Linked DNA regions of Homo sapiens: region 1 is linked to region 2. The links are chromatin loops, found by intact Hi-C in ENCODE. Cell type or tissue: CD14-positive monocyte. All regions are shown on one strand.

The links. A loop is a pair of places that touch in the nucleus more often than their neighbours do. Peaks named below come from ENCODE experiments on the same cell type or tissue, not always from the same donor. Only the 100,000 strongest peaks of a DNase experiment are listed, where the experiment ranks them.
Region 1: a loop joins it to region 2, with 2.4 times the contacts of the local background. A loop is called at or near these places in 7 of 110 quality-filtered maps.

The regions. Positions count from the first base shown.
Region 1 is chr11:124,270,855-124,278,854 of GRCh38, forward strand. It overlaps the pseudogene SLC5A4P1. Among named protein-coding and RNA genes, the nearest start is that of OR8G5, 18 kb to the left of the region's middle. In CD14-positive monocyte, no CTCF peak of the experiment used is centred here; no DNase peak of the experiment used is centred here.
Region 2 is chr11:124,068,147-124,076,146 of GRCh38, forward strand. No RefSeq gene overlaps it. Among named protein-coding and RNA genes, the nearest start is that of OR10G7, 31 kb to the left of the region's middle. In CD14-positive monocyte, CTCF peaks have their summits at 1,362 (motif pointing right), 1,568, 3,388 (motif pointing right) and 3,588; DNase peaks (open chromatin) are centred at 1,415, 2,965 and 3,385; H3K4me3 peaks cover 2,784 bases; H3K27ac peaks cover 771 bases.

The DNA.
Region 1 (8,000 bases), 200 kb after region 2:
CCACAGGTTGTTCGGGGAATTAACACTCTCTTGAAGCAGTGGAGTATAATCAAACATCTTGGCTCCTCCTGAAACCTGCTCCCACCCATTTCAGTCCCTAGAAGTTAAAGATCTTAAGTAGTTTAGACATATGCCTTTGCTCAAGGAAATTCACAGAAACCGCCACTGCTATGCATCTTATTGAATGACTCAGGAGTTCTCCTTCACTGATTAATCCTTTTCCTCATCCCTTCCTCCCCCTTCCATCTGCCCTAAGAACAAAGAGCTTGTAAACCAATAAATTGGGTGGAGGCCGAGAGCTCAGGGCCGTGAGCAAGCCTCGGAAGCTATGGTCCCCTGGACCCGCCTTTTAAATTATTATTCTGTCTCTTTCTAATTCCTCTGTCTCCGCTGGACTCGGGGTACCTGCCAGGTGGTGTGGTGTGTCAACACTAATCTGTGTCATAGTATTTCTCAAAACATTTTAGTTTATATCATATACCTTTGTTCTTTGTCAAGATAGCTTTAGATATTCTAAGGCAATCAAAATTCCATATGATGTCTAAATTTGACAGACTTGCAAGAAAAAGTAGACAAATCCACAAGTATTTTTGGAGATACTTATGCCACTCTCTCAATCACTGATAGAATAAGTAGACAGAAACATTTTAAGAAAGCATTTCAAAAAGCATGATTTATAAAAAAATCAAATTGATACTGTAGATTTTATCAAAATTAAAAAGTTTTGCTCCTCCTAAGACATTGTTAAGAGATTAAAAACATAAATCTCAGAAAATATTTGCAGATCAGGCATTGACTAAAGTCTTGTATTCAGAATATGCAAAAATTCTCAAAACTCAATAATAAGAAAACCCATAAAATGAACAAATATTCGAATTCATCACCGTTGTTATAATGATGGCAAATAAACACATGTTAAGATACCACAGTACACCTATTAATTAGAATGACCGACATTAAAAGTATAAGCTGAGACTGTGCATTGACTGGAACTATCACAATCTGGTAGTATGAATCTAAAATGATACAGCCACTTAAAAAAACAATTTTCCAGTTACTAAAAAATTAAACATATATCCACTATATTACTCACCCTTTCCATATTAAGTAGTTACTCAGGAGAAATTAAACATATGTTTATACAAACACTTGTACATTAATATTCACATTAGCTTTATTTGTCATAGTCCAATACTGGAAATGACGCAAGTATTCCTTAATTGAAAATGCTTTGTGGTTTATTCATCCAAATCCATACCACTCAGTAGTAAAAACATTGAACAATTGATACACACGGCAACATGGATAAATCTCAAAATAATCATGCTAAGCAGAAGGAGCCAAATCTGCACCCCACCCCCCAGAAAAAAGTACGTCTATATAATTTCATCTTTGTAAAATTCTAGCAAATGCAAATTAATCTATATTGACAGAAAGCAGATGATTCTTTGTGTGAGGACAGGAGTAGGGCATTACAAAGGGGCAGGAAGAAAACATCTGTGGATAGCAGGTATGTTCCTTAGCTTGGTGGTGATAATTTTACATATATTACATACATACATACATACATATATACACACATATGTAAGTGGTGATGTTTTTATATTGTATATATGTATATAAATTTGTATATATATGTGTGTAGCAAGATAGATAACACCAAGTTGTGTATTTTAAATATGTAAATATTGAAGTAAATTCACAGGAGTTGACCAAAAACATTCCAATCTAATTCTAGTCTGAAAATTTTCAAAAAGGTCAAACTTTTTAATCTTATAAATACTTAAGATTTTCTTCCACAACAGAACGGATCATAAGGCCTAATTATTTAGTTCATTCTTATAGTACATCCGCATTAACTGACGCTTACTGAGTGGAAGACACGGCTTCATGACACTCCTGAGAGGAAGACCTAAGAACAGACAGTGCAAATCAGGAAGCGCAGCCTAGAAGCTTACTCATGGTCACTCTATCATAGGTGCTAATCTCAGTTCTTCCCAATATATTAGATTAGAGGAGTGGAGAAAACTGGGTAGTTCAAAGCCCTCCTTACAGGTGCACGTCTGAATTCTGCCTTTACAAATTAATGTGTCTGCAGACTCTAAAAATATCCTTACAAATGCAGATTATTCTAGAAATTAAAGAAATGAGATAATTGCCTAAGAAAAAGAAGTCTCTGCTCACATTGTAGGGAAGGGGGTACCAGGAAGGCAGGGGAGAAGATAAATTTTCCTCCATTTCAATTTCAAAGACCCACCCAATGTGTTCAAACCATTTATGAAAGAAGCCATCTTCTTGAAGTCAGTTTACTGGCTACCTGTGTTGTGTCAAGCATAATTGTTGTTGTTAATTTTACAAAGACATTTTAGCCGTGATCTTTGAGATGTATGAGTTCACCAACCAATGGAAGAACCAGGCATAATAACCCATAATAAAATGTGATAATAATAATAGCATGTCTATGTACCAGACATTAATGGAATCACACATATTTATTAACTCATTTAAACCTCATAACTATACTATATAGTAGATATGTCTATTATCTGCATTTTACAAATGAGGAAACTGAGGCATGGAGAAGTTAAATAACTTCTCAAATGTTACAAAGATAGGAAAAGACAAAGCCAGGCTTAGAACCCAGGCAATCTGACTTCAGCAAACGTTCCTTTAATTATTTCACCCTACAGTCTACTGCAATTAGCTTAGCACACATGTGATAAGAGCACAAAGCCATGAGTTATGAATTCTGTTTATGGGGCTCTAAGAAGGCTTTGCAGGGAAGGTTACATGAGAGTCAGATTTTTAATGATGAACAAAATTTGTCATGGAAAAAAAGAAATGAAAGAATGAAGGAATATAAAGCAAATGGGTGATATGAAGCACTTCAAAAAGAAGTGGACAATTTGACATAGTCACGAGTAAAAGGGAGAAAGAAGGGACTGACATTTTGCTAACATAATTGTTAATCATGGCATGGGTTCATGTAATGTCAAAGAGCTTGATTTGAGTTAGAAAACCGACAAGTGGCAGCAAGAATCAATTCAATAATGAATGCACAACAGGGGTGCTTAAATGCTTTTGTTTAATATTTAAATCATTTGGTTTTCTTATCAGGCTATTTGTCTTTCTAGCGACTGTCATCAGCATCATATAGGTCCCATTGGTACAAGTATCTCAAAATCAGCAACTGATTATTATGCACAATCAATTGCTAGTTATCTTGGGCCTCTAATTGCAGCTGTTTTCCTGCTTGCCATCTTCTGTGAAAGAGTCAGTGAACAGGGAGCATTCTGGTTGGACTTGTAATGGGCCTTACGGATATGATTGCAGAGTTCACCTTTGGAACAGGGAGTTGCTTATCTTCCAGTGACTGTCCCAAGATTATCTGTTAAGAGCACTGTCTGTACTTTTCCATCATTCCTTTTTTTTTTTCTCTCTTTTTGGTGGTGGGTGGGGGGCAGTCTATACTGGCAGTCTTAGGAATCTCCCTCTTAACAAAACCTATTCCTAATGTACGTATTATCCTGAGCAATCTCATGGATATCTCAAGAAAGCTTATGACTTATTCTGTGGTTTGCGGAAGACAGGGCTCAAGCTGCCCAAGGAGGAGGAAGCCCCGAGAAAGAAGCTGTCATCTGAGAGGCCCTTGTGGAGGACTGCAGTAAACATCAATGTCATCCTCCTCCTGGTGGTGGTGGTCTTTGTTTATGGCTATTTTGCCTGAACTCTGAGCCACTAAAATACTTGATAATTATTAATAAGTAAACCAAGGATAATTTTATGAATTTTCTTATAGCTTCTTGTGTTGCAGAAGGGAGATGAGCAGTTGGTAATTTTGTCTAAGGAAATGACTAAAGACTTGATATTTTGCTTTAATTGTTTCTTTGTATCATTAAGAAAAAGTTGGGCCGGGCGCGGTGGCTCATGCCTGTAATCCCATCACTCTGGGAGGCTGAGGCAAGCAGATCACCTGAGGTCAGGAGTTTGAGACCAGCCTGACCAACATGGTGAAACCCCGTCTCTACTAAAAATACAAAAATTTAGCCGGACATGGTGGCGGGTGCCTGTAATCCCAGCTAGTCGGGAGGCTGAGACAGGAGAATCGCTTGAACCCAGGAGGCAGAGGTTGCAGTGAGCCAAGATCACGCCATTGCACTCCAGCCTGGGTGCAACAGGGCGAGACTCTGTTTCAAAAAAAAAAAAGAAAAAGACAAAAAAGAAAAAGTTGACAATTTATAAAACTATTAAGTGACCCTATAATGTGTGTAAACCAGAAACATAGGGTCTAAATTATTGTTTCCAGCTTTATTTTGGTATAATTAAAAAATAAAAATTGTATGTATTTAAGATGTAAAAAAAAAAAAGGAAGGAAGGATCGGTGGAAGGAACACTAGACAAGCGACTTAAATTTCATGACCAAAGAACACTATGGAAAGTTAAGGAGTCTTAACTGTAGCATATAGGCTGTGGATGATGGGGATGAATTCAAGGTGTTAAAGCAGAGAAATGTCAGGTGAGATTAGTTTGCACTGAAAATACCTGTCAGGCCAAAGATTACATTGTACATTGCGTTAGCAAAATAGAGACAGCTCTACTCTTGTACACTACTTCATATTTCATATCCACTGGGATTTGTATTTGGGCCCGGATCAGTCATCCTCAGAGGCCTCCTCTGCTCTGCAATTTACCTCCTGGATCCTTTTCCTTCTCTTTTCTGATCTCATGCAGCAATCATGTAATGAAGCTATGGAAAAATCATAAGATTTCTGGTTTCTTTGTTATTCTTTTTTTTTTTGTAGAGGTGGCAGGGGGATGAAGTTTCACTCCGTCACCCAGGCCGAAGTGCAGTGGCATGATCTTGGCGCACTGCAAACTCTGCGTCCCAGGTTCAAGCGGTTCTCCTGCCTCAGGCTCCCAGGTAGCTGGGATTACAGGCATGTGCCACCACGCCAGGCTAATTTTGCATTTTTAGTAGAGATGGGGTTTCACCATGTTGGCCAGGCTGGTCTTGAACTCCTGACCTCAGTTGATCCTCCCACCTCGGCCTCCCAAAGTGCTAGGATTATAGGTGTGAGCCACTGTGCCCGGCCTGTTTCTTTGTTATCTTTCCAATATATCACTGTGTTTTCCCTCAGTCAGAATTATCTTCTATTTTGTTATATATTACCATGTTGGCCGATGCACCTCTAGAGTTCCTTAATTTTCTAAGGTTAAACTGTTGCACATGTCCTTGTGCATGTTAATCTATGTGAAAGTCAGAAAGAGAAAAAGGTAAAGAGGTAAGCTTCAGGAGAAACAAAGAACCTCCTTTACAAAAGGATTTCTAGTCTGAGTGAATGGTAGGCCCCAAACAACTGTAACCTGTAAGAACAGATTAAGTGATATTTTATCTTAATGAATGGGAAACTTCATGGTTAGCAGGATGTGAGTAACACTCATGCACATAAACCGCAGGACCACTGGACTCATGATAAGTAGAACACTGAGAACCTCAATGTCATCTGTTTACAGACCCAAGTGATCATTATCACTGACCTCCTTTCAACCATCAACTTTTTCCAGCTAGTGGTTTACCATCTGTATAGACATTTATTTCCTGATTTATGATAATGTTAGTAACATGTTCTCCTAGGGACCTCCAAAATCCAAATATAAATGTGTAAGCAGTCTCTTTTCCTGCCTAGACTTCATAACACAATCTTATGCAATTTGCCATTTACTTCTCTGCTCAAACATTCTCCATCTGCTAGGCTGTCTCCTCCTCCTCTTCCTCCAAACCACCTCTCAGTTGAATCTTTAATCATTCTTTCAAGTACATCATTTTTTCTGAAACTTTTTAAAAAATGATTAAAATATGAAATGAAAATGAGATATGTGGAGTGCCAGTTAAGAGGGTAAAATTGTGTCATCAGAGAATATTACAAAGCGTACTTTGTGCTCATCTCCCCTATTTTGTTTTCCTAAGTGGCACTTTTTTAAGTGAATGAAAATGACCCTAGAGTGGCAAGATGACAGACTAGATGCAGCCAAGAAGTTTGGCTCGCATAGAACATGATTTCAACTACACCAACATAACTTGAACACTTATTGGGAGAGAAAATGCTCAATGTGAATGGAGAAAAGATGCAGTCCCTAAGGCTGAAGCGAGGGGAAACTGGGAACCCTGATTGGGGTGCCTGAATGCTAGGGCTGGTTCCTGGCCATGAATGGTGCCTGGGAAAGGAGTGAGTGAAGGGACTGGGGGGCTTCTTGCTCTCGCTGTGGACCTCTGGGGTCTTATCTGCAGGGGATCCCACAGCCCTAGGGACATGTGAGCTGGCAAAGGGTCTCCCTGAAGATTACACAGAGATGGAGACAGAGCTGCAACAGGCACACAGCTGGGAACCTTTGAGTGTGGGTCAGCTCCGATAGAGCCCAGCCATAAGCACCTACCTTCTAGGGCTGCCCATCTCTCTCTCAGAGGCTCTGGCCCCAGAGAGAAAGCAAGGCCTGCTTCCCTATGGGACTGGAGCACACCTGTCCTGCAGGCCCACCTGCCCATCAACTCCTTCCAGTGCTCCTGCCTGGCTGCCCCCTAGGAGTGTGTATACAGTGCAGTCTCTGCTGCCCAGCTTGGGTGCTTTGCTCTACCTAAGTGCATTCTGGCAACCTAGCAATCCTTTGAGTCCCCCCAGCACACCGGGAATTCAACCCCAAGGGTCCAGAAGAGGGAGCCACAAGAAGGTCATGGGCCCCAGAGCCGCAGCCCATGGCTCAGGAGTACAGAGCTGGGATCTGGGCTAATGAGGGAGTAGCCCACACTCGGAAAACAGAGGAGGTAAGTCACACAGTTTGATGGGCTGGTATGAGACCTAGGTAGGCCTCCCCCAACAGGGCTGGTTCGTTAAGGGTATGGTCTATCTCTGTACCAGACCTCTCCCCAAGGGTGCCCCACAGGCTGAAAGACCTAACAACAACAACAAAATCACAGCCATAGTGCCAGTGATCGGAGGTGGCTCCCCAAAGGCCCAGGAGTGGACCTGGGCCCAGAATCGGACCAAAAGAAAGATGGGGTCACCTCTCTCTCCTTGGCACTATAGAATACAGCTGCAAATGCAAGGATACACAAAGGAACCCAGCCTCCAGTAAGAGCTGGTCTACCCTCTGTTGCTCTTATGTGCCATCTACTGGATCACAGCCCAAAGTGTAACAACAAAAAACAACTAATTCTCCGGGGGCTGTGAAACCAAGGACAAGAATTCAATTACAAAGACCCTGTCCACAGCCTTACCCTCTGAAAACTTCCAGAAATGAAGCCAACTGACTACACTCAACTTACACCACAGTTAAAGGAATATACACCTTTCCAGATGAGAAAGAAGTAGCACAAGAACTCTGGCAATTCAAAAAGCCAGAGTGTCCCCTCACCTCCAAATGAGCCCATTGGCTACCCGGCAATGGTTCTTAACCAGTCTGGATTGTCTGAAATGACAGTCATGGAATTCAGAATCTGGATGGTAAGGAAGCTTATTGAGATCCAGGAGAAAGTTGAAACTCAATCCAAGAATCCCAAACACCCAGGAAAACAATCCATTGTAAGATTGTAAGTAAAATATCCATTGTTAGAATGACGCAAACTGAACCTCCTGAGTTGGAACATTCACTACAAGAGTTTCATAATACAATCAGAAGTAATAACAACAGAATAGACCAAGCTGAGGAAAAATTCTCAGTGCCTGAAGACCAGTCCTTTGAATCAAGTCAGTCAGATAAAGAAAAAAGGAATTAAGAAAAATAAACAAAACCTATGAGAAATATGGGTAAAGAGACCAAATCTATGGCTCACCAGCATTCCTGAGAGAGAATAAGGAACTTGGAAAATGTATTTGAGGATATAGTCCATGAAATTTTCCCTAATATCACTAGAGGTTTATATGTAAATCCAAGAAATACAGAGAACCCCAGCCAGATACTATACAAGACAACCATCCCCAAGGCTCATAGTCATCAGATTCACC
Region 2 (8,000 bases):
AGATAATTTGCACAAAGTATCTTACTATCAGGTCTGTGATAGGCTCTCAGAAAAAGAAAACTGTGTATCATTCCATTCTTACCAGCATAGTTCTGTTATCCTCTATTCTGGGATATTCTCCTTAATCCAACCTAACTGCACTGGTTTCTTCTTGTTTCCTATCACTAGTTTCATTAGAACATAATTATTATTAAGCTTAAAATAGTGGTTTGGAATTTGTTCATGTAACCCTCCCCAGCCCAAATTCACATAAACACTATACTGTGAACTCCTGTGGACAGAAATCTACATTATTAGCTCTGTATTTCAGGCATGTAGGTTGCCAAATGCATTTTTTAATTAAGTGAAATGCAGTGTGTCTGTACATAACCAATTTTGTTTTTTCATTTTACATCTTTTAGGTCCAATAATCAGCATCAATGTTATACTTAATAAACTGAATTGCTTAATGAGCCAAATTACACAACACATACATTCACACATTCATTCCTTTAACAGACTAAGTAAGGTCTTAGATCTTATGTGCAATTGTGGGAGAAAAGAAAACCCTGTCTAGCTACGTTCACCCAATTCTAGGGTTGTATTTCCAGGGCTAGAACTCGTTGGTTCCCACATACACATTTAGGTCTGTGTCATCATTATCATCTGAGGCTGTGTTGAGTAGCTCTTCCCTATTCCTTGACCCTAGCTCAGATATCCTGACTGGTGGTGAGGCTGCCTGCTAAAAGAACTAGCTACATGCCAGACTATCTAATTTGATTTGGGAGCAAAGAAGGGAAACAGCTGATGATTTGCAAGAAGAGAAATAACATGGGGACCAGGAATCATGGCATAGGAAATGAGCTGTGGATCTCTAGCATATAGGACAAAGAGGCGAGTGGTTAGCATACAATAAAGGCAAAGATAAAGGACTTAAAGGGAGGAGGTGTAAGCAACCCATTCTAGGTGTCTAACGTTCTGACTCATTCTTTCCAATCTTACCTAAATATGAGGAAAAATTATGAAATGTGGGCAGAAAGAATGGAAAGTTGAGTGCTAAATCAATTTTATTAAGCCACAGAAAAGGAATATTTCCACAGTGAGACAGGATGGTATAACACGGTGGTTTTGAATAAGAGGAAAGGAGAAATGGATGAATGTAGTGAAAAAAATCTTACAGAAATGATATAAACTATTTCAGGGGATAAAAGCATTATGAAACAATTTCGTTCTATCTATTGTAACTTCCTATATGGCACTCTTTGTTCAGCTCCTGCTTCCCCATTTAATGAACTAATTTAAATTACATCCAAAGTAGATTATGTGTTGAAGTGGGAAAAGTTCCCTTAGCCCCCTCACAGGGTGTGCGAAGGGGGTGTGGCTCGCTTCTACGGTGCCCAGCTGCTCAAACCTCTAGGGGGAGCTTGCAGACCGGCAGGCTGTGGGGCTCCGACCTCATGGCAGCGTCTAAGGGTGGATGTTTACAGCTGAAGCTCCAGTGGGCGTGTGTTACAGTGCGCTCTTTCAGTTTAGCCGTCCGTTGGCAGCTTGTGTTAATCAGCTTAATTAGACCCTCTGCCTTATAGCAAGGGTGGAGGACTCTCTGTATCCCGGGGTTCTTGCCTTGGTGTACTAGAAGAATCAGATCACATATGGGCTTGGAGAATGAGTGCCAAATTTTATTGAATGGTGGAAATAGCTCTCAGCAGACGGATGGGGAGCCAGAAGGGGAGCGGGAAGGTGGTTTTCCCATGGAGTCAGCTCAGCGGCGTGACTCTCCTCTGACAGCTCCAGCTAAACTCCGCTTCATTCCACTGGTCAATGGCCTGCCGGCGTCTGCTGGTGCCGTTCGGTGTGCTCTTCAACCGAAGTGTTCCTCTTGATGTCTAGCCGCTTCTGTGTTCTCCTGCTGATGTGTTTCTCACGATGTCCAGCTGCTGTGTCCGTGCGCACTAGGGTCTCAGGGTTTTTATAGGCACAGGATGGGGACATGGTGGGCCAGGGTGGTCTTGGGAAATGCAACATTTGGACCTGAAAGCAGGAGTGCCTGTTCTCCCCTAGTTCCATGGGCACAGGTCCAGGGGTGGAGCCCTCCCCAGGGACCCGCCGTTCTCCTCCCAGCCCTTCCTTGCCCCCTCCCATATCAGTACTGTGCAGAAAAATTGAATTATGAAATTATAGTGAAAAGGTCATTACATGTTAGCCAGTTCACATTTTCTCCCAGTGGAGAACCCACTCTGCTTGGTCCCTCATGTCTATTTAGCTACCTTCCGTAGAGCAGAAATCTTACACCGCCAGCATAGTTTGTGTCACAGCTATCATATTCACACACCCTACTTCATGTTATGGAATAAAATGGAGCCCTAACCAAATTTGTTTAATTATACAAAAATAAAGTTTAGTTACTTTTTTGAGGTTCTTGCTCTGTCTCTCGGGCTAGAATGCAGAGATACAATCCTAGTTCACTGCAGCCTCAACCTTCTGGGCTCAATCGATCCTCTCACCTCAGCCTTCAAGTAGCTGAAACTACAGGCATGTGACACCATGCCCAGCTAAGTTTTATATTTTCTGTAGAGACAAGGTTTTACCATGTTGCCCAGGCTGGTCTCAAACTCCTGGGCTTGAGTGATCCTCCTGCCTTGGCCTCCCAACGTGCTTGGATCACAGGTGTGAGCCACCACACCTGGCCTAGTTCCATTTTTAAAACTGTTTACTTGCTGACATATCTATTTGCTGAAGGTTTTAGAATGCTCTTGTCAGAATAAAGTTTAAAAAAAGGCTGTAATTATTTTTAATAATTTTATTTTTGTAGGTTTTCACATTTTGAATGTTAATTCTTGTTTCAAGAGGATTTCTGATTATAAGTAGAATATCCTTTTGTGACTATGAGAGTGTGTGTGTGTGTGTGTGTGCGTGTGTGTGTGTGACTGTTCTCATGGTGGAGGCGTAGGAAAGTAATAGTAATAGTAGTGTTCTTTCATAGTGGCCTCAGATGAGGAAGTGGGAAAGACTATAAATATCTTTCCTGCTTATAGCATGTTAAAAAGCACTTATGTGTGAATCAGCAAAATACCGGGGTTCTAACAGTGGTTCCACTAATAATAGCCTGTGTGGTCCTGAATAAATTATTTTGTCTCTATGGCTTTAGTTCTAATATTTGTAAAATGAAGAGGTTGAACTAGATCATTTTAGAGGATTCTTTCACATCTACAAATTGTGTACCATTACAGGAATTTTCATTTACAGGAAGATGTTCATGACTTTGGGGAAAAAAAGTGTCTAGAGGTCTTCTAATTTCTGATTTTGGTAGGGCAATGATATTTCCATTTCCAGTAGTACTCTTGATTTTGAAATCCCGCTCTTGAAACAGGACTCCGAATTAAGGTGAAATACCTAACATCGGCCGGCAGATGGCACTATTGGGGCACCGACAACCAGATTCCTCTTCACTAACAAGTAGCTTGCAATAAAGACCCTGGAGCTGAATCAATAGGATAAAGAATGGTTGAAATTATTATTAGAACTGTGTTAGAGAGGTCTGTGATGCTTATGATTTCTGATGGCACCACCATGTGCTATAGTCTTTCTAGAGAGCCAGTTAAATAACCAGTCAATTGCTACCATTTTTACCAATTGGTGTCAGTAGACCCACGACTCTTTGTGTGTAAACAGCCATTGGGTTCACAAGGTGTTTCAGGTAAGAATGGAGAAAGTCTTGATGGAAATACAGCTGGCAAAGGTCACAGGACCCTGCCTGTGTTTACAGACTGCACAAGAACCACTTGGTGCTAAAAGCACGTGGCCGACAGATCGGCTTCAGCACGTACCTTCATCATTCCTCTTCTGAGCTAGCAGAGAAGGGAATTTGACTTCTTTTTTTTTCCTTCCATAGAGCGGGGCTTGAATTCCTTTGGCAGGGAGTCCCCAAAGTTAATTTTAACCCAGGAAATTGTGCATTAATAACGTGATACGAGTTTTGCTTTCAACAAAAGAAAACAGAATAAAAGGAATTTCCCAGCTACAGGATATTCTGACTATTCTGTGACATACAGTTTGATAAAACTTACACTAAATCTGACGGAAAGGTTTGTTTGTGATGGAGAAGGAAAGAGAGAAGTGCTTGTCCTTTTGTCTTATGTAGTCCCGCAGGAATACACTGACTTATTTCTACCTTTTCCACATCTTTTCCTTTTTCTTTCTTTCTTGTTTTATTTATTTATTTATTTATTTATTTATTTATTTATTTATTTATTTTGAGACGGAGTCTCTCTCTTGTCACCCAGGCTAGAGTGCAGTGGAACGATCTCTGTTAACTACAACCTCCACCTCCCAGGTTCAAGCAATTCTCCTACCTCAGCCTCCCGAGTAGCTAGGATCACAGGCGTGCGCCACCACGCTTGGCTAAATTTTTTTGTATTTTTACTAGGGACAGGGTTTCACCGTGTTGGCCAGGCTGATCTTGATCTCCTGACCTCATGATCTGCCCGCCTCGGCCTCCCAAAATGCTGGGATTACAGGCGTGAGCCACTGCTTGCGGCCTCCTTTTTCTTTCTTCTATTTTCCCATAACTCATACATATTTTTGTTTCATTTTGCTTTACCTAAAAGATCTCTGACGTATATCTTTTCCTTTCTTCTCCAAATCAAAAACGCTAAGTAAACTTGAAACTGATAGAGGTAAGAAACAACTTACTTTCTCCTCCATTTTAATTCCTGGTTGCAAGTAAAAACATCCTATTATATTCCTCATTTTGCATTTGTTAAAATTCCTCCTGCGCTTTTCACTATTTTCAAAGTTTTAAGTTTCTTTCTGTGAAAACTTGCTTATCTCCAGATCTTAGTCTTAAGATTTTTTGCCTTTTTTATTAACAATTGCTACCAATTAGGAATCTCAGAAAAATGAAAGAGAAAAGATTTCCCCTTCCCGTAACACCATAGCAGTAAATAGCATTTGGAATTGTCAGAACCTTTTTGATAAAATGATGTAGGAAAACATTCACAAAACTATGGGCCTTGAGAAAATGTACGGTGTTGCACTTCTTTTCTTTATAATTTTTATAAAATCGTCCCCTTGAACTTTCCTTAATAATGCAAACTTTTAGGACACTCACCTTGATTGGAAAAATTGTTCTACGTCCTCTAAAATGTAATGCTTCATCTCTAAAATATGTTTTGCTATCTGGTTGTTTTAGTTAATAATATGTTACCTTAGTTTCAGTTTTTACACATAAATTTCTATTTTTCTGAAACTATAAATACTCCAAAGAATTCTTTTAGACAGAACTATTTTCCTCTTCTTGGAACTACCTTTGCAAAGATTAGAACACTAGCCGCAGCTACTCAGGAGACTGAACAGGAGAACCGGGAGCTTGAACCGGGAACCAGAGGTTGCAGTGAGCCGAGATCGCACCACTGGACTCCAGCCTGGTGACAGAGTGAGTCTCCATCTCCAAAGAAAAAGAAAAGAAAAAAAGAAAATGATGGCAGTGAAATACATCTGATCTAATGAGCCTGATGGAGGGCAGGAAAGCCCCAAAATTGAAAGCTTAATCCCAAACTTATGACCATCAGAAAAATTTTTAACAAGTAATATAAAAAGGTTTTCCTTTCACAGTGATGTAAAAATAATCTGGGAAAAGACATAAGAATATAACTATGTTCCTTTGCGTTTATAAAGCAGGGAAATAACCAAGATTATACACATATGAATGAACCATACATATGAAATAAGTGTCTTAGTTGAGATGATAGTTTAAAGTGATTGTTCATTAATGTAAACTCTTAAAGAAAAATATTTCTATTAATGGGTTAAGAATAATTTGACTTATTCATAAAATGAATTTTTATAGTCATTCAAGTTGAGGCAGCTATCTGTTACTGATGTGAGAAAAAGCTTTAGGGAATAGGAAAATTAGAGTATAGTATCATAGCTATAATGTTATTTACTTGTGTAAATTTGTGTGTGTAGCATATGCGTGTGTCTTTGGTGGAAAGATGATCACCAAATTGTTGAGTGGTTATTGCTCGATAGATTTCAGTAGATTAAAAACAATTATTGTTTGTATTTTTCTTTATTGATAGTATCTTTACAAATTCAACATTAGCACATTTCAATATAAAACATTAAATTGTTTTATCAGAAAAGGGTCACAATCCAGACCCCAAGAGAGGGTTCTTGAATCTTGTGCAAAAAACAATTCAGGACAAATACACAGAGTAAAGCAAAAGCAAGTTTATTAGGAAAGTAAAGGAATGAAAGAATGGCCACTCCATAGGCAGAGCAGGACATTCCCAAAAGCAAAAGGAAGAATTACGTCCACCTTAGGTACAATGCTTGTTTATATATAAGAAACAAAGCAAAACAATTGTGGGGAAGGTCTACTGTTAGGGGATCTTTGGGGTGTCACTTTTCTGACCGGAAACATCTGTGACCAGTGGCGCCTTTGCTTGAGATTTGGTGGGGCCCACTGGGCTCATTCTGCCTACTTGGCCTTGCAGGCTGTGCTTGGCTGACGCTACTGGCCTTGATCCCATGTCTCCCAAGGGCGAGTAAGGTGGGAGCGGTGAAGGGTATGTGAGCAAGTGTGAGGTCTGGCCACTGCACACAGTCAGACAGGCTGGTTGCTGCAGTGGGGTGGGCAGCTCCAAGTGCCGGCATGGGTGCTGGTTCTTTGCAAGGCTGTGGCCAGACCAGGTGCACTGCAAGCAGCTTCCACAGCTGGCACTGGGGACCATGGTGGTGCCTGGAAGCTTGGAGATTGCAGGGCCCCAAAGAGGGAGTCACAGCCCTGTGGGGGAGCTCCCAGGTCTGGGATCCCCAAAGGGCCACAGCTCTTCTTTCCTTCTCTTCACCTGCAATGTAGGGAGCAAGCAAGGGGCATGTCTCAGCCCTGTTTGTGTTACAGCTCTTTTAGCTTTGCCATTCGTTGGGTCACGAGTTCTTGTCCTGTGACTAGGAAAAGTGAGTTATGCAGACAAGTGGAGGGTGAGTAAGAGGAAGAAGAGCTTTATTGAGCTATAGAACAGCTCAGAGGGGACCTGCAGTGGGGAGCTTCTTTCTGCAGCCGGAGTGTCCTGACAAGTGTTCAGCTCCTAGGGAGCGGGTAGTTCCTCTCTGCTAGAGGTCATCTCAACAAGTGTTGAGGGTAGCTCCTCTCTGCTGCGGGTCCTCCCATTGTCTGCAGCTCTAAGCAGAGAAGAGGCCCTAGAGTGGTGGCTCCTCTCTGCAGCAGGTCATCCCATTGCCTCTGCAGCTCTCAGCAGAGAGTGTAACTCCTCTCTGCTGCTGATCATCCTGTCACCTCTCCATCCTCTGATCTACCCTGCTGTAGCTGATCCCAGGGCTTTTATGGACCTCAGAGGAGAGGAAGTGTGTGCCAGTTGGTCCATGGGTGGCCATGGGCAGGTCTGGAAAAGGCACCACAAGACCCCACTCCACCAGCAGCCTGGCCCCTAGCCTTCGGACCCTCCCTGGGGGACCTGACCCCTTCCACCCAGGAGTCTGTCTGCCTCCTGACACTGTCCATGCCGCCCAGGCTGCTAGCCCCCAGGGGCACCTGCAGGCCAGCACCTAGCTGCCCTCAGCCCCCCACCACTCAGCTTCCCCCGTACCCAGCCTTTGTGCTCCTGGATGCTCAAAGTCTGGAGGGGGCCGAGGCAGCAGGGGGCTGGTGTATCAGTGCTGCCCACAGCGTGCACACACCCGGCTACACCCAGCCGGCCTGTGACAGCTCCAGGGTTCATTCAGCCCCAACCCTGCTCTGAGATTGGAGTGGGTGCCAGGAGTGGCGAGCGGCTAGGCAGTGGGAGCAGACAACCCTGAGCCTTCGCGGGAGGGCCTTCCGGGTCCTCGAGGGTACAGAGAGCAGAAATGCCAGAGTCCCGTGCCTGGGAGGGTGGGGCTCCCCTGGCCTCCTGGAGCTTGCAGACAGCCCTGGCCACGCCTCCTCACAGCCTGGGGTAGGGGGTCCGGATGCTCTGCCTGCCCCTCAGTGCCGGATTGTGCTGGAGGGTAGCTTGGCC